Linked DNA regions of Homo sapiens: region 1 is linked to region 2. Evidence: chromatin loops called from intact Hi-C (ENCODE). Cell type or tissue: mammary epithelial cell. All regions are shown on one strand. Each heading gives the region's core, and the rest is flanking DNA. Links, peaks and the distances in the headings are about the cores only.

Region 1 (12,316 bases), core at 1,324-9,323, 250 kb after region 2:
TGAAGTCTATAGTTTAGTTGATATTATTGTACAAAAATCAGTGTCCTGGTTTTGATAACTATGTCTAAGTACAAAATGCTAACACTAGGGGAAACTGAGTTGGGGTATACGGAACTCTGTATTATTTTGGCAAGTTTTTTTGATTTCTAAAATTAGTCAAAACAAACATTTAAAAGATCTTCATACATATGTAAATGTCATATAAATATGCAACTGGAAATAAAAGCAGATTTATTATTCATGTATTTACATTGCCAGTGATTGTTAATGGTTATTTTAAGTTTAGAGGTGTTTGTATCAATATGGACACTATAAAGTTTTGAATAAGTTTTAAAAACAATGTTATTCATATTAACTCAAAGTTTTTGGCCAGGCGCGGTGGCTCACGCCTGTAATCCCAGCACTTTGGGAGGCCGAGGCGGGTGGATCATGAGGTCAGGAGATCGAGACCATCCTGGCTAACAAGGTGAAACCCCGTCTCTACTAAAAATACAAAAAAAATTAGCCGGGCGCGGTGGCGGGCGCCTGTAGTCCCAGCTACTCGGGAGGCTGAGGCAGGAGAATGGCGTGAACCCGGGAAGCGGAGCTTGCAGTGAGCCGAGATTGCGCCACTGCAGTCCGCAGTCCCGCCTGGGCGACAGAGCGAGACTCCGTCTCAAAAAAAAAAAAAAAAAAAAAAGTTTTTGGTTTTATTTGAGTGGTTTTTGGTTGGTGTTCCTTCTCTTTAAGCTGCACTTTCTGGATATTTTTCTAAGCATTAATAATGATACTTATAGTAGATTGTAGCAGAAATAGGATTAATTTTTTTGGTTTATGAAACACTAAGTACTTTTTGAGGATAAAATTGGCTGTCAGTCCTTGGAAATGCTGTACTGATAAATTTGCTTGCTTTTAAACATTTTTTTATTTCTGCCCCCTACCCATTCTCCACCTTTTTGGATTACAAACCACAATGTTCTTGCCTTCTCTATTGCCCTCTAGGGGTAGACTAGAGAACTTGTGCCGTTGTGAATTCCTGACTGCAGTTCAGGGGGAAGAAAATAACTTGGAAGTTTCTGAATTTAGTGGAGATAAATACGGATAGCTCAGAAATATATTTACCAAATATCACAGTCTCGATCTTTGTCTAGCATTGCCAGCATGTTGTTTAAAGACCTATTGTTTATTGTGGCATATGCAAATCCCATTAGCCTTGTGCCAAGTGGAAGACTTGGGGGCATAGTAGATGCTTTATTCACAAAGACAATGTCAACAGAAGCCTTCAGGATCAATCTCTCATCTGTGATCCTTCCTCCTTCATCATGCACACCCCCTTCCCTCAGATGCCTCAGGCTCTTTGTTCCCCTTCCTAATATTAAAACCCATTCTGTTAGCTCTTTTTCGGAAATAAATGTTTGTGAAGAATTAAAATGTTATTTCACCTATTTCTGCTTTTGGAAAAAAAATCCTACACATTTACTCCCTACTAAGAATATATTATTCTTCAATTTATTTGTTTATTCTTTCATCTCTCTACTATCCTTCGGAGTTCAGGTGTTAGTAGCACCATATTTGCATCGAATATTTTCATTTGCTAAATTAAAAAAATCTCAGAAGTATCTTTACCTTTTTTTGGTAACATTGCACTTTTATAGCATTACTGAGACTTTATTTTCTAGGAATATAAGGCTAAAATGAAATTTAAGTCATAATTCAATATGGTGAATATTTTAATTCTTGACAAAAATATAACTTTTCTGAGATATATTTATTTTATGAATGCACAAAAGAAATATATATATGAGTTAATGAAAGCTTCCAATTGACATTTTTAGACTGGAAGTTAACTGAGGCCAGCTAAACGTGTTAATTAGTTGACTGTCATTTTTAAATAGAGATTTACAATATGAGTTTGAACTTATTAATATTATGAATTTCATTGTTGTTTTCCTGTGAGCTGTATGAAACTCACCACAGTAGAGAGCTGGATGGTTTCAATATCTAATGACTGAACTTTTCACCTCAGGCCTTGGGTCACATTAGGCTTTGGTTTCAAGTGATTGACAGCCATTTCATAGTAACCTGAAATGAATTGGGGGTCAAAATCATCCAAATGATGGAGAGAAAATGCCCCCGTTAGAAAAAAATAAAGGCAGAAGTAAACTAACCAGTGTAGTTGAAACTAATTGGCCTCCTTATTGGCAAAGGATTGAACGGGCACAGGGACTGAATTAATCTCTTGAATTCGGTGGCAGATCCTTGCAGGTTGAAATTGTGAATTGGCAGGTTAGCATAAGGGGTGGCTGTATCCCCCTAGCATGTGATACTTCTGTTCTGTGAATTTCCATTTTGTGGAGCTGTCAATCTGAGGCTTTTGTGAGCATTAAACTTTCTTTAGAAACAACACCACTAAAAAAAGAATGACCCCACCTCCTAAACTACCACATAAATCAGCTTGATTAGTAATCTCTATTAAGAGACATTGAGTTTTGAATTGGCTGGGGTATTGTAGGTCCAGAATGAAGGACTTGGCAGGCCCAAATAGGGAAGTTTGAACATCTGCCCTACTCCGTCCTAGCACTTCTGCAAGTTTTAAGCCTATTCACAAATGGCCTAAATTATAAAAGTGCAAACTGTAGTTCTCCACAAGCAGTTTTTCAAATAACATTAAGGGGTGAATATATAATATTAGTATTTATTGAAGGTGTAGAAATTCCATAAAATATTTTATATTAAGGAGAAAGGTAACAGTAACAGACCTTTATATTTGAGCCCATTAATACCAGCTTTCTTTTAGCATTCTTCTTTTCTGTAACAAGTGAAGTTTGATCTTGAATTTTTATTCAAAGCTCTGTAAACCAAAGCCACAGATGGGGTATTGCTGTGTCATTTCCATGGCCTTATACAGATTACAGAATGTATGCAGCTGTCCCATACTCCCTTAATAGACCTTCAGCTTTTCAATACATCTTCCACTGATGGCATTTCTGTGGATAAACATCATTTCAGAATGAAATGTGCCAGATGTCCTGCAGTGCACTTAGGTACAACAAGGCACTTTTTAAAAAAGTCGCGCCTGTATTATTTACTCATTTAGAGAATGTGACTTCTGGAATATACATTGGAAATCCAAAATTTGCTGAATGAGAGAGGAAATATTATAAATAGTTTTTAACTCATATGTACCTTAAAATTCCCTTAAATACATTTTTTCTGGACCATAAAGAAATCAATGTTTTATATCCAGGTTTCTCATAATTTTTTCCTCTAGGAGGCATAACTCAATCAAAATCTCTGGTTACTACTGAATAGAAATAGTCCTTTTTATTGAGGTTAAAAATTGCTAGATCAGGGATTTGGAATATATATGTATGTCTATATATACACACATATATATAATGTTTCCTTTAGTATAGCTAATTTTATGAAGCATTCCTTTCAACATTCTTGAGTTTTATATTCCTGCCACAAGAAAATATTATTTTCAAGTTCTGTATTTTGTTATTGTTGTTGTTAAGAGACTGGAATAGGTGATCCAAATGAAAGTAAAACACCAGTGAGAAATGGCAATTCAGGATCATTCCAATATCAGCATTTGATTCTCTCATATCAGATGCAACTATACCACATGCTCAATTGAGTGCTTGACTGACTATTGACTTATGTCATTTAACATTTTTTTACATACATACCACTCTTCAAAGCCTGCAAATCATTGACTGCAAGGACCATATCTTCTGCCACTTAATATGCCTCGTTGCTGAACACAATGTGAGATTTTAGTCAGTGGCTGTTGAGTTGATGACTACGTTTATGGTAAACTAGAACAAGGAGATGTGTATTAAATTTTTCTATGAGGAAATCCATTTTCACTTATAAGTGCTTATAGATTATACCAAAGATATAGACTTCACTTAATTGCGATATCGCAAACTGTGGTAGCTTTAGTGTTCTTCAGCATGTTTTTTATGCATTTTTCATTTTTTAAAGAGTGAGATTTGTAGAGGCAGTCCACTAATAGCTGATAAAACTGAGGTACAGACCTTTAGATGGTCCACAACTAAAGGAGATGGTGCTAGGCTGTATTTTGAAGCTTCTGAGAATCCCTAGGAATTATTTAAAAGAGACACGTCCTTCAATATTGCATAAACTAATTATCTATGAACTGTTTATCCTAAGCAAAATAATAATAATAATAATAATAAATCATAATGAGAAAATGTTACTCCAGGAACGTTGACAATTATTTAAAATCTCACTATGTATTTAATTCAAAAAGTGTGATTCTTGAGGCTGTATACTTTTCTATGTGTGCACTCCCTAAGAAAACTAGCTGAAACTTTTAATGATTTATCAAATCACTTGATAATTTTATATATTGTCAATTTACCTCCTCTTCCTAACAGCAATGTTCCTCTTAACACAAAATATACTGCATTTAGAAAACTGAAACATATTTATCATTTGTCTTGCCATCAAGGTTTTTAGAAAATATCTGCGCTGTAGTTCTGTCTCTGACAGCTGTGTGGTTAATTTTTCGATCCCTGGTATGTAGCTGTCTCTTTCGGTGCTGCTGCGTTTGCAGCCATGCTGTCAACATCCACCAGAGAGCAGAGCAGCTCCAACCCCCACATCTTTCATGCTAGAAATAGATGGAGACAGTAACACAGTCAGATCCTTGGCCAAACAACGCGGATTGCAGTTCATTTCAAAGGTCAGCACATATTTAAGCTTGCTTCATTACTGCCACCTTTATGCCTGAGATTTTCATTTAAAAAAAAAATCAGTTTACCCAGGTTCCTTTAGAGACAGAAAAATGAAAGTGCTGAGTCCTATTTTCATTTGGAGATATCAAGCTTTTTATCAAATTATAGTGGTGGCGTTTCAGAATATTTCATATCTGATCAAGAGGGAAATCCAAAAATAATTTTCTCTTTATTCAGGAGTCTTTCAGGCAGGAAAACTGTTTTATTTTTTACTTAATATTGTGCTCAAGCCAATCATTTTAAATTCATAGAGAAAGCAGACATTTAAAAACAATTTATAATAAAAATATTTTGGAGTTTAATATTTTTATTTATATTTTCTAATGAAAACACCACAATTTGTACTCTTTCGACATGTTTTAACTTATCAACTAGTAAAATAAATATACACACTTTCCTTTCTTATATTAAGGATGGTGAACAAGTGGATAATTATAAAACACTTTCTAGTTAAAAAGAAATAGTTTGCCTTTTAAGAAAAAAGCAAGGATGGTTTATTTTGTTTTAAATCAAATCTGTCCTTTTCCTATTTACCATAAGGATCTAATATACATAGGAAGAATATGATACAGTATACATTAGGAATATTAATATGGCCTGTGTATATTAAGGATTCTCAATGGTTTATGTCACAGATATCTTTAAAACTAATACTTTATTTTTAATTAAAATAATTAATTTTGAGACGAAGCTTTACATCTTCTTTGCAAAAACAGAGTTCTAGGAAATGAAAGAAAATCATTCTGAGATAGGATGTACAAGCCACTGAGAAAATACATTTTCAAAATAGTGTTTTAATAAAGGTTTTTGATACCAAAATGTGAAAAAAATTGTATAAGTGGTTTCGTTAATCATTGGAAATTAAACTGCCTATAATTTTTTTAATGACTAACAACATAAGTAGTAAAAAATTTTTCAAACTTGATGTCATGATCATTTTAGATCATTGAAATTTATATTTTTCTTGTAACACATTGTGGGAACATAATTATGGACATACCTTAGAAAGAGTTTAAAAGGAATGCCTGGAGGCTAAAGGCTTCCTAAAAGAAATACTCACATACTCAGGTTATATAGCTGAATATATATATTATATATATATATAATATATATATATATACGTATATATTTTAGTGATAATTTTAACTAGGTTATTTTAATTTTGGCATTCATGTATTTCTGAAATGAATATTTAAAATACACTATAACTGAAAGAGGAAAAAACATATCTATATTTAAAGTATAATAATTTTAGATTTATAAATAGATTTTATAAAAGTTTTTTGAATACTTCATTAATACTTTATCTATAACTTACTTTAAAATAATTAAGAAATGTATATGGCTGAAAGTCCAGTCATCAGTTGTATTTAGACTTGGACTACTTCACTCAATTCTATAGGCTGGTTGGAATTTGAAAACAAATTCTCATTTGTTTTCAGGAATAATGATCTATAAAAAGTATGTGAATGAGATCCAGAAAATATGATAGTAGGACATTAGGATAAAAGTAAGAAATGTGAAAGGTGAGAAAACTGGGAAAAAATAGGACCTCAAGTCCCTTGGACCATCCAAGTGCATCTTTTAACCTGAAAGATAACATGAACCCTTTTTCTTGTCCCTCAGATTCTAAAGTACATGGTGCTGATTTTACTTGTTATAAATTCTAACGTGACTTATATATAGGTTCATTTACTTCTTTCTTAGATGCAATTTAAAACAACAACTCAGCATTATGAAATAAAACCAGGTAACAAACTTGCATAAGTGCTCCCTGAATCTAAAGTAAAAGTTGAAAAAATTAAAACCAGCAATAAAAGAAAAGCAAACTTCTATTAGAAAATTATATTCCTATTTTAAAGGAAGTAAAAAGATATTTATTGCCAATTATTTGCCCAACAGCACATTATCTCATTTAACCTTCATTATCACACTGGGAGCTGGGTGGTGCTAGGCCCATTTTACAGAGAAGAGACTTAAAATTTTAAGAATTTAGTGATTACCTCTATTACCTAGCCAAGGCTTGGTCCCAGATCGTCTGACTTCACGTCCTATTTTTCTCTTTTGCTAAGTTAAAATTCTGGACAAAGACAAAAATCCTTTCCTTAAAGGTTAACTATCTTAGAGATTCATGGATTTGAATTACTGGCAGAAAGAAAAATTAGGAAGAGCAAAGATTAGCTGTGAGGTGAATGATAATACATGGGTGATTTCTATTTTTCAGTTTGCGATTTAATTCTGTAGTCAATTATCTGTATTAAAAAACAAACTAACTAAAGTGCTCAAAACTTAGACTGATTTGTTATTTATCAGGTATTTATCCTAACACTTTAATTACTACTCATAACAGAATAATTAAACCTATTTGGCCTATATTCCTGGTAAAATGGGAGTTTTATATATGAAAAAATAGCACACATCATTTTTGGATAATTAAAGGTAGTCCATTGTATGTGATATTAAAGGCTGATATCTTTAAATACGTCGTGACAATTTTAAGGGTGGAAATATAATTTAGCTTGACTTTTGGCTTTTTTTTTTTTTTAACATGGGTTAAAAAAGTTTAGTGTACTCAAAGACTACAGAATTGCCCTATTGTTATTTATTCAACTCAAGTACCAGGGGCTAAGAAAGTCAGGAAAGCCACTTTTTTTTTTTTTTTTTCCATTCTTCATCACGGCCTCTACTTCCCTGGCTCCCCAGATGTAGCATGGCCTTGTTTTGAAATGATACATTTAACAGCAATATTTTAAAAAGCCTTTTTCATTTGTACAAATGAGAAATCAGGTTCAAATGATTACAGGTAGAAGTGATCTTTAGCCTTTTCTTAGAATTTAAGTTAGGTTTACACGTAGAGGTAGGTGATCTTTGGCCTCACTTTAGAATTTGAGTTACAGGTTTTTGAAAGCCTGGTAGCCTGGTAGCCCTTTACATAAGCTCTACATATCCTGCAATAGAGCAACCAAAGGATACTTTGACTGCTGTAGTAGACAGTTTCTTTTCTTTTGCTTATTAATACAAAGGTGCTTAGCGGCACAGTAGGAAAATTTAAATTCACTCTCCAAAAGCCCATTTATGTGGAATGTGTTAAAATTACTTTTTCCAAAATAATTTGCTAACCTAGTATTCTTCTATATTCAGAAGTTTAAAAATAAATCTCTTAAGCCTCAAGCAGAATAATGATTTAATACAAAAATAAAGATAAATGATTTTTTTTTCTTACAATATGGTCATTGTCTTTCACTGAGTTCTAAGGATGTTAACATTAAAGTTCCTATGATGAAAACACTTTAAACTCTATGATAGGAACTTGGAACTTTCTGTGGAAGGCTCTTAAGAAATCTGATACAACCAAAATATTTTTCAAAACTTGTGTTTGTTGTTGTTGTTGTTGTAAGTTGTGCTTGATTAAAGGGATTGTACTTTACAATGCAAATATTAGAAGGCAGATTTGAAAGTGCTAGTATATTTTTAAAGAAATTCATATATGTTTTCTGAGTTGATTCTATCTGAACTTTTAAATAGACACAGAAGCAGAATCTCTTATCACTAAATTAGGTCATGGAATAATAGCACTATGCAAAGGTTCAGATGAAAAGATAGTGGTAACATCAAAATTTTCTCATTTTCTTAAAATTTAAGATAAAAATGAAGGGTCACTGTGTAGAGATTTCATGAGTTTGACTCATTAATTCACGAAGAAAGGAAAAGGAGAAGAATATATTTTTAAAGAAAAACATTAGAATGTGTTGGCTGTATTTCAGATGATGATTTGTTTTTAGTGATTTAGACCTCTATTATATTTCTGTAGAATTAGTATTGATCATTTCAACTTTTTTAGGAGCCTTATTTTGCTCTAATTCAAAGGCAGCACATTCTGTCTTAAAATCGTGAATACTGCAGAGTTCTTCATAACTTTATGGATCCAGTCTTTTAGTATTCATTTGGATATTGCATTGTTGTTAGCTAGGTATCCCTATGTTGCTTGTTTGTATATTTAGAATATGGCTGATATACTTTATTTTCTTAATATATCCCAATGTATTTTAATATAGGAGCTTGCATGTGGAGTTCCGAATTTATTTTATGATAGCACTCTCAAATTTTATAGTACATTATTAATTTGCTAGGCTAAAAATCTAAGCCAGTCTCTGAGCCTTCAAAGAAATTCTAAAAAACAAAATGCTGTTAGTTGGAAGTATGATTTCAGTAGGAATATCTTCTGAATTGTTTGTGGTTCATATAAATATATTTTGAGGGAAGTTCTTGTACCAAAGTTCAAGGTCCTGATATTTACATAGTTTCTTTACATAGTGCACCAAGTTGATTTGTGAGGAAATGAAGAGAATTTAAATTAAAAATTTAAACCATGAATGTAAAATTGCTGGATATTTGCACATAGTACAGGGTTGAAGGGAGTTTTTTTTTAAGTTATCCATATGGCAGCAGAACTTTTAATAAACAATAGTTCTAACACAGATTCTTTATGGAAACAGAAAATAGGATTTATGAGGTGACATTTTGAGTATGTTAAGTAAAATGAAATAAGATTAGCTTTATTTTCCTATTTCCCCCCAGCCTTGCGAAGGTTTAGTGGCTGAATTACCACTTATAATTTGTTTTTTCATTCCTCGCATGCATTTCATTAACCTATTCCTGGCTCTGCAGCCAGCCTGCAGAGAAAAATCAGCAGAAGGATTTCTGAACAGATTGGCTACAACACGCTATAGGACATATTTCAGAATCCAAGGACAATTTGATAACTTTTACTGTGCTTTACATTAATAATGTGAAAAGTTTCATTTTGTTTAAATGGTATCTTAGAGAATTAATGTTATTTAATAATATTTAAGTAAAAGTTATGAGATATTACCAAACAGTCAAAATTTAACTCATAGTTCATTGAAATTATTCTGACTGCTTCAGAGTCAGGATTAAATAGATTAGTATTGAAGTTCAGTTCAGGGATTTTACCACTTATTGGATGAACTACTGGAATAGTAGTAAAAGTTTTTTGTAATACAGTTGATTTTTCTTTGAAATAGTTATGAGACTCATGTAATAAAGATTGGAAGATATTTCAAACAGATGTAATTGTACAATTTTCTGAATATAACAGAATTTTGCCTTTCATTCTTTTTAAAAATAACTCTCAGTTATGTATGTTAGCGCAATAATGCAATTGCACATAAATAAATGAAATTGGTGTTGAAATGCAAAAAATTATTTTTCATATGAAAGTTACCTTTTAAATTATATTTTGATTTGACTTTAATTTTGTACATTTGCATTCCCCAACAGAGAATGATGGCTCAGAATGCCCCAGGTGAGAGGATGAGATGAGTTTGTGATTTAAAAATGCTGTGACTCTAAAAAGAAAATTTTTAAAGTTAAAAGGTACTTCAGTTCAACCTTTTGTCCTATAATTCCCTCATCCTGTCTGAAAACTCAGCATTCTCTGGTACTGTTTTATAACTTATTATTTGTTCGGGCCAGTGATAGTACACTCATTACCACCCTGCAAAAGGCAGCCTCTGTTTTGGGATATTTTAAGAATCAAATTGTTTCTTTCTTTTCTTCTTGCTTGTTTTGAGCTCAAATCTGCCCTATAATACCTTTTATTTGCAGTTTTTGTTCTGTGATAGAAAGCTACCAGAATGTCACTCATTCTCTACGTAAAAGACTATCAAATTCAGCTATTGCTACATTTCTCTGCTCTATTTTATAGCAAAAGTCCTGGAAAGAGTTCAATTCAGCAAATGTTTATGGAGTGTCTAATGTTATTTTAGGTTCTTAGGATATAAACAAACAAACAAACAAAATAAAGATCCCTGCCTTGAGGAAGCTTCTATTCTAGTTGGAATAACAAAATAAAAGACAAGTTTACTAAATGATTTTAGAACACCATTGGCTCTAATTGCTTTTCTTCGCATTCTTTCATGCACCTCCCAATAGGCTGTTGTCCCTGCTATTCTTCTGAACTACTCTTCACTTGAGAACTAGAATTTCATTATTTCTTCTTTATTCTCAGTCTTCATTAGTTTTTATCTTTTCAGCAACATTTGAAACAACAGAACACACCCTCCCTCCTTTTTGAAATATTGTCTTTATTTTTAGGACACCACTGGCTCTTACCTTTTTCCTTGACTCACTGCCACCCTTTCTATTCTCCTTTGCCAGCTTCTCCTCCTTTTCCAGGCCTTTAAATGCCCCAGGGCTCTGTCCCTACTCCCTCATCCTTCTCCTGTTTTTTTTCTCTGCCTATACTTACTTATTAGGTGATTTCACAGTTTCATGGCTTCAATGACATCTTTATGCTGGTATCTTTCACATATTCTATAATCCAAAGAAACTAAGACACTGATTCTGAAACTGACTTCTGATGCACCATTATTTTGTATACTACTAAGGAGAAAAAAAAGGTTGCCATTTCTCTGTAAGATATTATTGATTGTGAGACATGTCCCCATTTCAAAGATGTTAAAATAGTGAAAAAGAGTGTGTCATAGAATAAATGAAATGTGGCATATATCCTGACCTCTCCTCTCAGATTCAGACTGGTATATCCAACGGCATATACAACATCTCCACTGAGTTGTTGAATGGGTGTCTCAGGTGGCATTCCTTAAACTGAATTCTCAATTCCCACTCATTCCCAAATTTGCTCTTCCTCTAGTGGTCTCCACATCAATAAATGGAATCTCCATTCATCTGGTTGCTTTGCTCAAAACCCCAAAGGTAATGTCTGATCTGAGTTTTCAACTTTGGCACAAATTTTATAATAAGCAAGTTCTCTACTCTCAAATAAATCCCCAAATTTGATCACTTTTTACTACCTCTGCTACCACTCTTGTCTAAGACACTTTGTTTCTTGCCTATAATACTGAACCAGCCTCCTAACTGGCCTCTGGTGTCCATCTCTTGCTCCTAAGCAGTTGTATTTCACATATAGCCAGAGTGAGTGTTTAAAAAACAAACATCAAATTGCCCTACACCAACTCAAAACCTTACAGAGGCTTCTCTTTATATTCGAAATATATTCCATCCCTTTCCTTGGTTTTCAGGGCTCCACATGACCATGCTCCTGCCTCACTCTGTGACTTTACTCCCCATTGCTCTTTTCTGGGTGCCGTATTTTCCAGACACTTTGTTATTCTTGCTATTCCTCCACAGCACCATGCTAGTTTCCTCCCTGCTCCCAGATCATTAGAGTGTCACATAATTTGAAGCCCTGCTACATGATGATCCTGCTGTCTTCATCCTCCTACCCACAACCCAAGGTAACTAATTATGCCTTTGCCTTTATTTATGGTTTTAGCACATATATAGACACCTCTAAAGTATATATAACTTTTAGTTTTGTTCTGTGTAAATGGAATTATACTGTATGTGTTCTCATGTGAATTGCTCTTTCACTTAACATTATGATATGTACAGCTGTACTTTGCTCATTTGCCCTGCTGTGTAGTATTTCATCGCGTGGATATACCAAATTCATTATTCATACATTTAACTGTCAACAGATTTTTTGCATGTATGTGGATATATTAACAGTGCTGCTGTGACAGTCA
Region 2 (12,316 bases), core at 2,143-10,142:
GCTTATTGAAGCTTCCTTAGGAAAAGACTTAGCTCACCAACTACATCTCTCTTCATTTCCACTGATGGGCAGCTTGGACAAAAACTACGTTAAGATGAGGGAAAATAAAATAAATACACAGGCCTAAGAGGACTAAGATCTCATAAACCTACACATATGCCATGTGTACACACGACGTATGTGTAGGTTTATGCTAAGGACGAAGACAGGAAAGACTATGGCTACCAAGAGAAAAGCAAGGGCTTATTATAACTAGCTATGTGAGATAGTAATGAAGAAAGTGGCAAGTAGAATAAAAATAAAAACCCTAGAAAAAATAAACAGAGAAGTGGTCATGAATATGCTCTCTCACTCTACAAGCAGTTGTTACTAAAAAGAGGACTAAGACCTCTTAGGCTTGTATATTTATTTTATTTTCTCTCATCTTGATGTTCTTATTCAAGTCTTCCTGACCACTCTACACTATTTCTATTGTAACTTTATTCATTCTATTTTTTTTTCCAATGAGGTTCCTCAGATCTCTTGTGTAATGTGGCAGGAAATACTTATAGATAAGGAAGACATTGTTCAGGTGAAGTATCTTGTTCATGATCTCATGAGTTAAGAGTGAAAACTCATGATCTCATGAGTTAAGAGTGAGTTAACAGTTAAAAATCTAGCAGCAAAAAGGAAAGCTATCATTAAAACGAAGACTGTAATAAATACCAGTATCTTACAGATTCAGTAATAATAAATGTGTAATTTCTTTCACAGTGGGATGTGTAGAAAGGTCACTTCAGTATGATGATAAGGCAGTCTTACAAAAACAGTTTTGAAAGGGCTTAACAAACAACTTTTTTTTTTTAAAGCAGGCCACAAAATATAAGTTAGTGTTCTTACTATTACTACTGTCGAAAGGCTGATATATCTGAAAGCAAAAACCTGACAAAGTGAGAGTATATGTAGTAGAGATCAGTCCTCATTTGTGAAAATTCTTAGCTTCCTAGGATACTGATCTGTCACAGGTTTGCATTAATGTGTATGCCTGAAATAAAAGCACGTACCTATTTTGTAGGACATGACTTAAATATCTTGCTACAACTTGAGGGCAGATGATATCATCCCAACCAAAAAGTTGAATAATTGATATAACTGGCTGAGGCTGAAAATCTGATGGAGCTGTGCTTGGCATGTCCATTGCTAGCAAAGTAAAGTCTAGATTCAAAATGAGAGAAACTTAAAGTCAGGAATCTTTAAAAACCATTTCTGACCCACACACCCCTGGCCAATTATAACAAGTGTTTTTTTTTTTTTTAAGTAACAAATAATAAAATGTTCTACTTAGAAATGTAGAGCAAACAAAAAGCTAAAACTGAACAAATTCATGTTGTCATAGAAATTTCTGTAGCATCTAGATCTCCAAGAAAGGCCTAGAAGAATTTATCTCTGCATTATCATTACAGATCTATAATGGCTCCCTCTAATTACAAATTCTATGCCTGAGGTTTTGGCTAATGTGCCTCCACCATTCAAAAGACCTATTTATAAAATATGTCCAGCATCTAGTCTTCTAAGGAAGCAAATTTGCCTGTCATCTGCCACAGGTGAACAGTTCCTTCTCACCTTAGACACTGGACATTCTCTTCTATTAAACAGAGATCTCCTACAATCAATGACACTCCACTTCCTTTAGAACCCACAAAGTCTAGGAACTAGAATTCCTTAGTTAACCATGCTAAACAAATATGTTTTATTTTGTGATTTTTCTTGGGAACCCATAAACTCATTTTGTATGATATTAATTTGTTTGCCAATACATTATTTATTAAGAACTCCTATGCAGCTTTCTGAAACGGGGTGGCTGTCTATTTTCCCACTCCCCGTATACCACTTGATCTACCAACAGGGTGAGATTACTCCTTGGTCCACATTGCTGCTTCTAGACTATTCTCCCCTCTTCCTCCCTAAAATTGCTAGCTTTGAATTTCATATCATCAGGTTATATCAGTCACTATCTTTGTTGCATTTACCTACTACTTCCTAGTTCACCTCCTCCTCTCATTCTTTGTAGACTGTAGCTCACTATCATGCTCTCCAACAGCACTCCTGCCATAATCTTTTGTGATTATTTTTCTCCAGTGTCATGGACTCTTGATTTCTTGAACTCCTCTGATTTAATGAATCTATCTTCCATTCTACGTCAGCCATTCACTCCCATGCTGATACCCAGCGACCTTGGCATTACCAGTAACTACAATCTCAGTAATTTCAATTGTAAAGTACCCCAATTTTTGACTCCAAACTAGCTTTCCAACTTTCCTCTTCTCCCCCAACTCCAACAATTCTTTGATTCCATCAGGACCTAAAATCCACTGATCCTACAACCATTTCCTCATCCCTCCTTGTCTCCATGCCTTCCCTGTCCCTTTTTAGGACACTTGATTGCATGGTCCATTATTATACTCATTCATTTATACTACCAACTCTTGCTCCTTTCTTGATTTGTGTACTCGCCTGGAAAAATCATCACCTGTTTAATTCAAACTCTTGGCCTTTTCCCCACATGTACCAGTATTAAATGGCTGAAGAAGAACCATGCTGACTGATACCACTTTACATTTATGACTACAGACTTCAAGTAGGCTCTTAGAATTGGCCAGCATTCCTATGACATTTCCCTAGTCCATTCAGTCTTTTATTCTCTTAGGGTACAATTGCATATCTTCTCTTCACTCTTCATCAACAGCCAGCACCTTCTGCCCCTTCCTCATTTTCAGCTGATGGACTGACTTAATACTTCACAGAGAAACAAGAAACATCAGAAGAGAACTATCACAAGCTGCTACCACATTTACGCAGTTGCCTTCATCTGGGCTCACTTATTCTGCCTTCTCTTCTGCTACTAGAGATGAACTGAGGCCAAGTTCTCTATAAGATCCCATTTTATCTGGGCACTAAAACAAAAGTGACTTTGTTTGTACCATGCAATTTTCCTTCACTTTGGAGCATTCCTGTCAGCATTTTAAATATACTGAAATGTCTCCCATGTTATTTAAAAACCAAACAAAAACAAACCTTCCTCTTTGACCCCTCTAGCTACTATCCCCATTTTTCTACTTCTCTTAAACAGTGATATTCAAAAAGATTAATCTAAATTTGCAGTCTGGAATTGCTCTTTTCACCTTTTCTCTGGAATCATCTTCTATCAGGCCTTTGCCTCTCCACTACATACAAACTGCTCTTTCAGGTCACCAGTGACTTCCCTCTTATTAAATCCAATGACTAATTCTCAGACCTTATCTCACTTGATCCATCTATAGAAACTGAGCTGTTGATCACTTTCCTCTCTTTGGGCTCCACGGCACCACACTTCCCTGCTTTTTCTTAACTTACCTTCATTCCTCTCCAGTCTCCTTTCTTGTTTCTCCTGACCCTACAAATCTGAACAAAGGAATACCCTAAGGCCCAGTCCTCAAACTTTTCTTTTCATCCATACTTGCTCTATGGGTGATCTCATCCAGTTTCATGGTTTTAAAGAATTATTTATATATGGATGCTTTCCAACTTCAAATCTCTAGCTTGGACCTCTTCCTGAACTCTAGGATCATTATCTAAGTGCCTACTTAACATGCCTACTTGGATTTAATGAACATCTTAAAAAAAATTACCAAAAATGTTAATCTTCCCTCATAAAATCTGTTCTAGCCTCAATCTTCCTCATCTCAGCAAATGGCTATAGTTACCCTTAATTCCTCTCTTTATCTATTTGGTTACCGTATCTTACCCACTTAGCAAATTCTGTCATCTCTACCTTGAAAATACTTTCTTCAGATGGGAAACCTGACCACTTCTCACCACCTCTACTGCCACCACTCTAGCCACAGCTGCTCATTTTTGGGTTATTACAATAGTTCCCTAACTGCCTTCCTGCTTTTCCCCTTGCCTAGTCTTCCTATAAGTCTAGCCTCAACCTAGCAGCCAGAGGACTCTTATCACTCCTCTGCTCAAAACTTTTCAACAGCTTCCAATCTCAGAGTAAAACCAAAAGTCTTTATAACCACTTACAAGGCAGAACACAAACTAGCTCTCCATTACCTCTTGATCCATCTCTTAGTTCTCTTTCCCTTTCTCATTCCACATGAGCCTTTGCTGCTTCCCTATAGTTTCTCAAACACACCAGACATGTTCTTGCCTTCAGACTTCTGCAAAGCATGGTCTCTCATCTCCTTCAGTTCTTTGCACAAATATTACTTACTTGGGCCTTCCTGACCACTCTATTTAAAATCACAACTGCCTCTGGCCTTCTGTATTCCTATCCTATATTCCACTCTTTCCCACAGCATTTATCACCACACATTACACTATTTACTCATTTAGTGGTCTTCCTATGCCCCAACACTAGATTATGAGCTCCATCAGAACAAGTATTTTTGTCCTTCTTCTCCATTAGTATCTCTCCAATGCCTATTAAACTAGGTATTCAGTAACTTTTTTTAAATGAAGAAAATCATTCTCTCCTAAACTATCAAGTCTTTATTTCAAATCAAAGCCAAAGTACACATATTTTGCTTTCTATTTATATACCATTTATCTTCAGCATCTAAGACAGCACTGACTGAACTGATGCATTATTATTTTTGTTGACTGGCAGTTGGGATGATGCATGTACACAAGTTATATCATCTATTAATGACTGCTTAAACTGGCTGAATATCAATATTTATTTTCATAGACATTACAGTAGTTGGAAAATTGTTGTCCTGTCACAATTCTTTAATCTATCATCGTAAAGTCCTAATTATAGAAGTGTTATCAGAATTCAAAATCTTTTCAAATTTAAATCATTAGTCTTTTACACAGCACTTTAAGCTCAGTTTTCCTCGTATACACTAGGATAAATATTGGTTTAAATCTTAGGTTTTTAAAACTATTATTTAAAAATAAATTAAATACCTTTAAATGGACTTCATTCAAGTACATGGAGTTACCATACTAATCACTGTCTATTCCAATACTTCTTAACATATTTTGAGCAAAATACCCCCTTGAGAAGACAATGGCCTCTTCTTAGAAATGATATATATGCGCATATATTCAAATTCTTACCTATAATTTCATGAGATCCAGAGTCCCTTAAAGCCTAAGGACATGTCTTTAGGTTAATAATCAAATTAAGTAAAAATTACAACTTAAAGTAGAATCTAGTAGAAGTCAGAACAATAACATCCTATATATTCAGTGTCATTCTGATCTCATCTTCTTGGGATTGAAGTGGTATTTATTTTATATTCTTTTGCTCTTTACACAAATTAACTTCATCTTATACCTATGTATCTGCTCATACAATTTGAAAATAAACTACTTGAATCACACGTAATCAAATGCTAGTTTACCTTCCAAAATATTACATGCATAAGAAAAGCTTATGTATATTCAATATTTTCAGGATAGAAAATTATCTTATTTTTAGTAAATAATCATTTAATTTTTAGCAATAAATAAGCCAAAGGATCCCAATTTATTAATATGTAATTTGTTTCATCTTTCTGGCTGACAAAATGTTTGCTATACAAGAGTTTGTTACTAAGAAAATAAAGGAAAATACTGACAAAGAGTCTGCAAAAAGAGAAATTAGCAAATTAATAATTAATGCTGACCTGCAGCTGCATCCGCAAGTTGTGAGAAAGGCACTACCTGTGACATTCTCTGACTCTTCAAAAATGAAAAGAAATGTCTCCACAGTGCACTGGCAACTGCAGCAAGGTGGCGCTCTTTAGCCGATAATGAAGACTGTACAAATAGGTCCACATTGTCCCTTTGAAGTTCCTGACACAATTGTTGATGCATACTCCTAAAAAGAAATAAAAATACAGCTAACACCCTTAATAAATGCTTACAAAAATCTTCTTAAAGTACATTTTGAGCTTTTTCCATTTATATCATATGAGAAACATTTTATATAATTAAAACCTTTATGCCAAGACATTATGCATTTCTGGTTGTTTGATGGATGAATGATGGCATATTAAGCATCATAAAGTTAATGTTAACTACTAATGTCAACCATTAATTATATGCTTTTTAATATGTCAGATCCAAATGAGAAAGAGGCAGCTTCAGAATGAAGGTCTGCATTTTGCAACTCACACATGACAAGTGATTTTTACTTAAAATCTAGACATGAAAACAATTTTTAAAACAATTTTCTCCTGAGGGCTTTAGGACATGGATGTACCAAGAGGAAGGTAAGTACAACTGGCTTATGCGTGGTATTTTAAATTAAAATACTTTCCTTGTTTAGAAGACACAGGCCTTGTGTAGTAGACAAAACTATGCTAGATACAATCTTACTACTTTGGTCCCAAAAGATTCATAATCATTCTCACTTGGTAGGCAATAATATACAATAACAAGTTGCTCTTCATAAAATAATAAAACATAATTCGATACTGCCTCAAATTTTGATTAATCATTTACTCACCTTTGCTGATTAATTCAATCGAAAATTTAGATATCTCTAGACCTTAATAGAAACGTGCAGGAAATTGAGGTTACCAAAGAGAGGGAAATAAGAGATCTTCTTAGTGATGTGGAACAGAAGGCATTTATGTTGTGCACCCACTGATAATATGATTATTTAAAACTAAATGTACAACCATGCTATTATTCCTGTTTCTGTTTATATTACTGCCAGATCAACTGAGTAGACATAAATGCATGGATACATTTACATTTGCATTTTTTTTTCAATTATACAGAAAGCAGCAAAAAATAACCAATGGAAATTATGGAGAAGACTTCCTTTAATAGAGATAGCATTCCACTAAGAAAAATAATTAAGTACTTTAAAAAAGATGTTTGATGTTTTTAAACAGTTTAGGGGAAGTGGATAACATGAAAGAACTATACAAAACACAGAACTAGCATGTGTATCTAAAGCAATCCCACAAAAAGATCAAGCTGGTTATAAGATCACATCTTAGAATATTTCGCATAACTACCCAAGAGTGAGTAAAAATTCTAAGTATAAACTGTATAACATTAGGGCCTTGAGCCCCTTTACATTGGAATTCCTGGAAAATTATGGGATATTACTTAATACTACAGGAAATATTCAAAAAACAAGTGAACAAATGGCTGGGGAAAGAGTATACAGTAAACAATTCTCATAAAAGCTAACCAAATATCTGCTATGTCCTCTCTGTAAAAACTTCTTGAGATGCTTTCAACTTGAACTAGTGGCTAGAGAACCATTTCAGTTCCTTTATCTTAGAGTGAGATAAATAACAAACCACTAAAATCTATCTGGCAACTAACTCAACTGCCTATATCAACATAGCAAAGTTCACAGTACATTTCTACACAGTGGAATCCATGTAAAATAATACCACCATTTCTACTGCCCTTTATAGCTTTTTCAAAGTATATTGGTTTCAAAAGACAATAAATAACTTATGGTACTTGAGTAGGATGGATTTTGCTCACCATATCTAAAAAAGCCATTTTATTTACTAACTAAAACCTATTCCCTAGGAAGGAGTAACATTTCTGATCGACCTCTATATATGTGCTAGAAATTCCTTAAATTAATTAAATTCTTTTAAAATCGGAACAACTCTATGAGATAGGTATCATTAATCCTCTTTATAGATGACGAAGCTAACAGTAGGAAAGCTAAATATGCCCAAAGGTCACATGGCTAGAAAGGGCTGGCCCCATCATCTGAACTTAAATCTGACTCTGAAGCCCACTTTTCTTTTTACACACTAAGACATGCACCCTTATGCGCCTACACATACACAAGTTTTAAGTGAATTAAACATTGATAAATTATCTTCTCTTTCTACTTAGGTTAAAGAAATTTCATCCCAGCACTTTGGGAGGCCAGGGTGGGTGGATCACTCGAGGCCAGCAGTTCAAGACCAACCTGACCAACATGGTGAAATCCCCTCCCTAATAAAAATACAAAAAAATTAGCCGGGCATGATGGTACACGCTTGTAATCCCAGCAACTCAGGAGGCTGAGGTAGGAGAATTGCTTGAACCCAGGAGGTGGAGGTTGCAGTGAGCCGAGATTGTGCCACTGCACTCCAACTTGGGTGACAGAGCAAGACTTTCTCAAAATAATTTAAAAATAATAATAATAATAAATAAAATAAAGGAATTTCAGAAAGCTTAAGAAAAGGGGCTGGAAAAGCCACATGTAGCTGTGTCTTTTGAAGGGCCAGGAGCAACATCAGAATTCTAACATTAGGAAAGACTATAAGAAGAGATGCTAGAAAACATGTATTCAAGGCAATAATGAGAAAGGCCAACAAATGTGAACCACCTTTGACCTCTCCACAACAAAACGTTGAGGTACCAGGGAGTATAAGTATGAGCTAACGTGGGGATAGGACTCAAAGTTCTGAATCCATTAGGTTTAAAAAAAAAAAAAAAGCCGAGTGCAGTGGCTTATACCTCTAATCCCAGCATTTTGGGAGGCTGAGGTGGGTGGATTGCCTGAGCTCAGGATTTCAAGACCAGCCTGGGCAACATAGTGAAACCCCATCTCTATTAAAAATACAAAAAATTAGCCGGGCGTGGTGACATGTGCCTGTAGTCCTAGCTTCTTGGGAGGCTTAGGCTGGAGGATTGCTTGAGGCAGAGGTTGCAGTGAGCTGAGATTGCACCACTGCACTCCAGCCTGGGCAACAGCGAGACTCTGTCTCCAAAAAAAAAAAAAAAAAAAAAAAAAAAAGAATAATTAATTAAAAAAAAAAAACCATTGTGAGGTAAAAAATTTTAAAGCTATAGATTACATCCTCCAAGGTTGAGTTAAAACAGCTAAGACAAGTTTCAACTAAGGGTAAGACACTGACCCCAAACCACACTTGTGTTGGAAATGTGCACCCACTTTGTGTTTTTGGATTTGAAAAGCAGCTAATATCCCCGGGAATATGCAAAATGTTTCCTGCTCAATAGTTTGAAAGTTCAAGCTTTTTCAGTCTGGATAAGAAGAAATGATTACCTGCTATTTTAAACCAGAACCTAGTTGTTTAAGACCTTATAATAATAATTTATTTAAGCATAAAGAAATCAGTGAGTGACAAATACAGGAAATGCCAAGAGTGCACTGTAATAGAAGTCTGAAGGAAGAACCAAATTTTTGCACTATAGCCAAATAGCTAGAAATACTCCTTGCAGACACTGGTAATTTTTTAAAATCACATGTTTGAACCAGAAAACTAATTATACAGACTACTGAAAAATAAATTATATTAGATGTGACCACTGCATATCTGCTGAAGGTACATTTACAAAAATGCAAAGAAGAAGCTCTGTCACTAGAGGTAACAATGTAAAAGAAAACACAAAACATACATAAAATATTATAAAGAATGTAATATAGTTCTAGGTGATGGCTGTTTTATGAGGCATTATTTACCTTCTTCAACACAAACAGTAGAAATATGTAAGTAGATTTTTTGCATAAAAGGAAAAATATGTGATTTCTGGTCAGAAACTGAAAGACATAACACAAGGATGTAGGATCTCCCAACACTTGGCAATTGTTTTATTTGAGTAAAGACAGATTTCACATTAAGATCAGTTTGGAAATACAAGATCAGATAAGGAAATACACACATGTAACCAGCTCTCTTACATTATAAAAGATACAATACAGTATAGTAGAAAATAAATTTGCTGAATGTCAAGTTATTCAAATTGCAGCTCTCATGGTGGAAATAACAGCAACATCCAGCATTTACTGGTATTTACTATGAGACCAGCACCATGCAAAGTGTTTTATAAGCATCGTTTCTCACCCTATGAGGTAGGCATAATTATTATTCAAATCTTATATATGAGAAAATTGAGACAAAAGGAGTAATTATGCTGCGTAATAAACATGGTTATTAGCATAGCTATCCAGAGCAGTGTGGCTTTGGAAAAACAAGTAACCTCCCAACTCGCTGTTTTCTTTAGAGTCAAGAACAGGAACAATTGTTGCTATATCCACCTAACAGGGTTATTGTGAAGACCACAGGAAATAACATTCTGAAAAGTTTAGAAGCCTATCATTACACTATATAAACACCCACACTTTCACATACCAATTATCCAGGTGTTCCTACGCTTCTATTTTAGCTCAGTTACCCTGCCTCCTTTAGCTTTCCTCATTATCTTCAAGTATTTTCCTGATTCTTTCATCTGACTGCTCTTTTGCCCCACTTTCCAAGATTTCCTGTTTTTATTTGTCTGCTACTTCTTGCTTTGATTTCATGTTTACTTATCCATTTTGCCCCCACCTCTCTACTCCCACACAGATACCTTATCCCCACAGACACACAAATTTATTGAGGCATCTATCATATGAGACGCATGGAACCCTGTACCTGAAACTTCTACCTGCCAGTCTGGTCTCTCAGTTTCTGCTCCTCCCTAGTAACTTAGGCAGGCTTCTGGGAACACTTACTGGACCACTGCTTATAGTTTTCGCCTCTAATCTTGGCATACCATTGTTTCTCCTATAACTGTTATAGAATAAGGTATGACATCCTATATACCACTTTCCTGGTATTCACAGTTGTATATTAATTATTTCTAATACATGATGCCTCAAAGTTTAAGGAAAATTAAAATTGTCTATTGATGGACTTTTCATCACATGGAAAAAGCATAATATAATAAATATGACTGGTAAGGATTAACAGCAATAATTGAATTCTTTTAACTCTACTGCAAACATGGTAACTTTAAAAAAATCTTTATTAGTGAAAAATATAATGGAAAATTTTAAGTCAAAAAGTTGTTCCAAACCACTATGAGTAATTATTCCAAGTATCTTATTGATCTGATGGAAAACTAAATGGGAATCAGGACACTCTATAACCATTTTTAGCTTCAGCTAAACTCACTAAAAAATCTTAGACACTGAATCCTCTCATCATACTTGCTTGTATCTGTGAAACAGGGCTTACTCTGCCTTATTATCCAGGAAGAATATAACATAACTAAGGTAATGGCATTATCAGAAAAACAAAAAATCCCTGAAATTTAAACAGTGGAAGTTATCCAAAAAATCATCAATCCAATCTTGTCTTCAAAAAATGAGAAAAAACAATAGACAACTTCTAGGTATGAAGAGACTTTTACAAAGCCTCAATTTGAGATAATGGTAGTTTCAATCCTGAGTCCCAATCCTGTGCATGCCCAAATTGTCAGGGAGAAACCAGGCTGGCAAGTAGCATTCAAGCACACTTTGCAATGCCTCCATGTAACAGACACCCCAGTACATCTGTGTGTCTGTGCATATGTGGAGGAGGGGGTAAGTAGGTGGTAGACGGATGGATGGATGGATGGATGGATGGATGGATGGATGGATGGATGAATGAATGAATGAATATGTGAAATCAAAGCAAGAGTTTATTGACTGTTTTGATGATAAAGCACAGCAGTGGCAATGATGCTTACCGTCACATATAATTACAGAGAAAAATAAGGGCTCCTTGAGATGCAAGGAGAATTCTTCAAATGAGCTCTTGTCTAAGACAGAAAAGATCAGCTTGTGACTCTGGAAAACTACTAAGCCTCAGTTTTTCATCTGTTAAATGGAAATAAGGCCCTACTGTCCTCTATGGAGCTGCTAAAGCATTAAAGTCACAGCATTTAGGTAAAAATACTTTGTAGACAAGGCAAAATAATATGCACTTTCATAGACTGTAAGGCAAGACAATATGCACTACTGCTTCTAAATCCTAATAAACATGTTCTTAGAGGCATTCGAACATCACTAGAAAGATACAAGCTTTGGAGACAGACATACTAAAGTATACATCCTATTTTGCCAATTAGCAGTTGGATGGTCATTTCCTCATCTGCTGCAAGAATTAAATAAGACATATTCAATAAAGAGTAACTATTAGGGTTGGCCAGAGAATTAAAAACTGTTTAATGATAATATATGTACTAGCCCTATTCTAAGTGTTTGACCTTTTATAACTAATTTAATCTGTAGGTACTTTATTGTCCTCATTTTATAGACAAGGAATCTCAGTACAGAAAGGATAAGTAATTTGCTTGGGTCATGCTCTTAGTAAGCAGCAGAGCCAGGATTTGAACCCAAACAGTCTAGCTTCAATACCCCAATTCATAATCACTATGCTACAGCTGCCTCAAATACCATTTTACTACACAAATAAATAATACATGCTCCAAATGTCGCATTGCTGTATTCACTCATTCATATGTAAGTTCTTAATAAAGGTAGTTATAAAGTAGTATAACAGCTAATCCCAGGTGATATACCAGATGCATACATGTTAAAAGTTTAATACTTCTGGGGAGTGCCAGG

What was found. A loop is a pair of places that touch in the nucleus more often than their neighbours do. Peaks named below come from ENCODE experiments on the same cell type or tissue, not always from the same donor. Only the 100,000 strongest peaks of a DNase experiment are listed, where the experiment ranks them.
Region 1: a loop joins it to region 2, with 14 times the contacts of the local background. A loop is called at or near these places in 8 of 110 quality-filtered maps.

Annotation. Positions count from the first base shown.
Region 1 is chr6:97,436,194-97,448,509 of GRCh38, forward strand. The region is part of intron 1 of LOC101927314 (a long non-coding RNA gene); the gene reads left to right. Among named protein-coding and RNA genes, the nearest start is that of MMS22L, 160 kb to the left of the region's middle. In mammary epithelial cell, for the core only: a CTCF peak has its summit at 4,580 (motif pointing right); no DNase peak of the experiment used is centred there.
Region 2 is chr6:97,180,861-97,193,176 of GRCh38, forward strand. It overlaps MMS22L (MMS22 like, DNA repair protein), which reads right to left. Exons shown (of 25, transcript NM_001350599.2): 15 at 5,637-5,830; 16 at 1,044-1,194. Among named protein-coding and RNA genes, the nearest start is that of MMS22L, 96 kb to the right of the region's middle. In mammary epithelial cell, for the core only: a CTCF peak has its summit at 5,737; no DNase peak of the experiment used is centred there.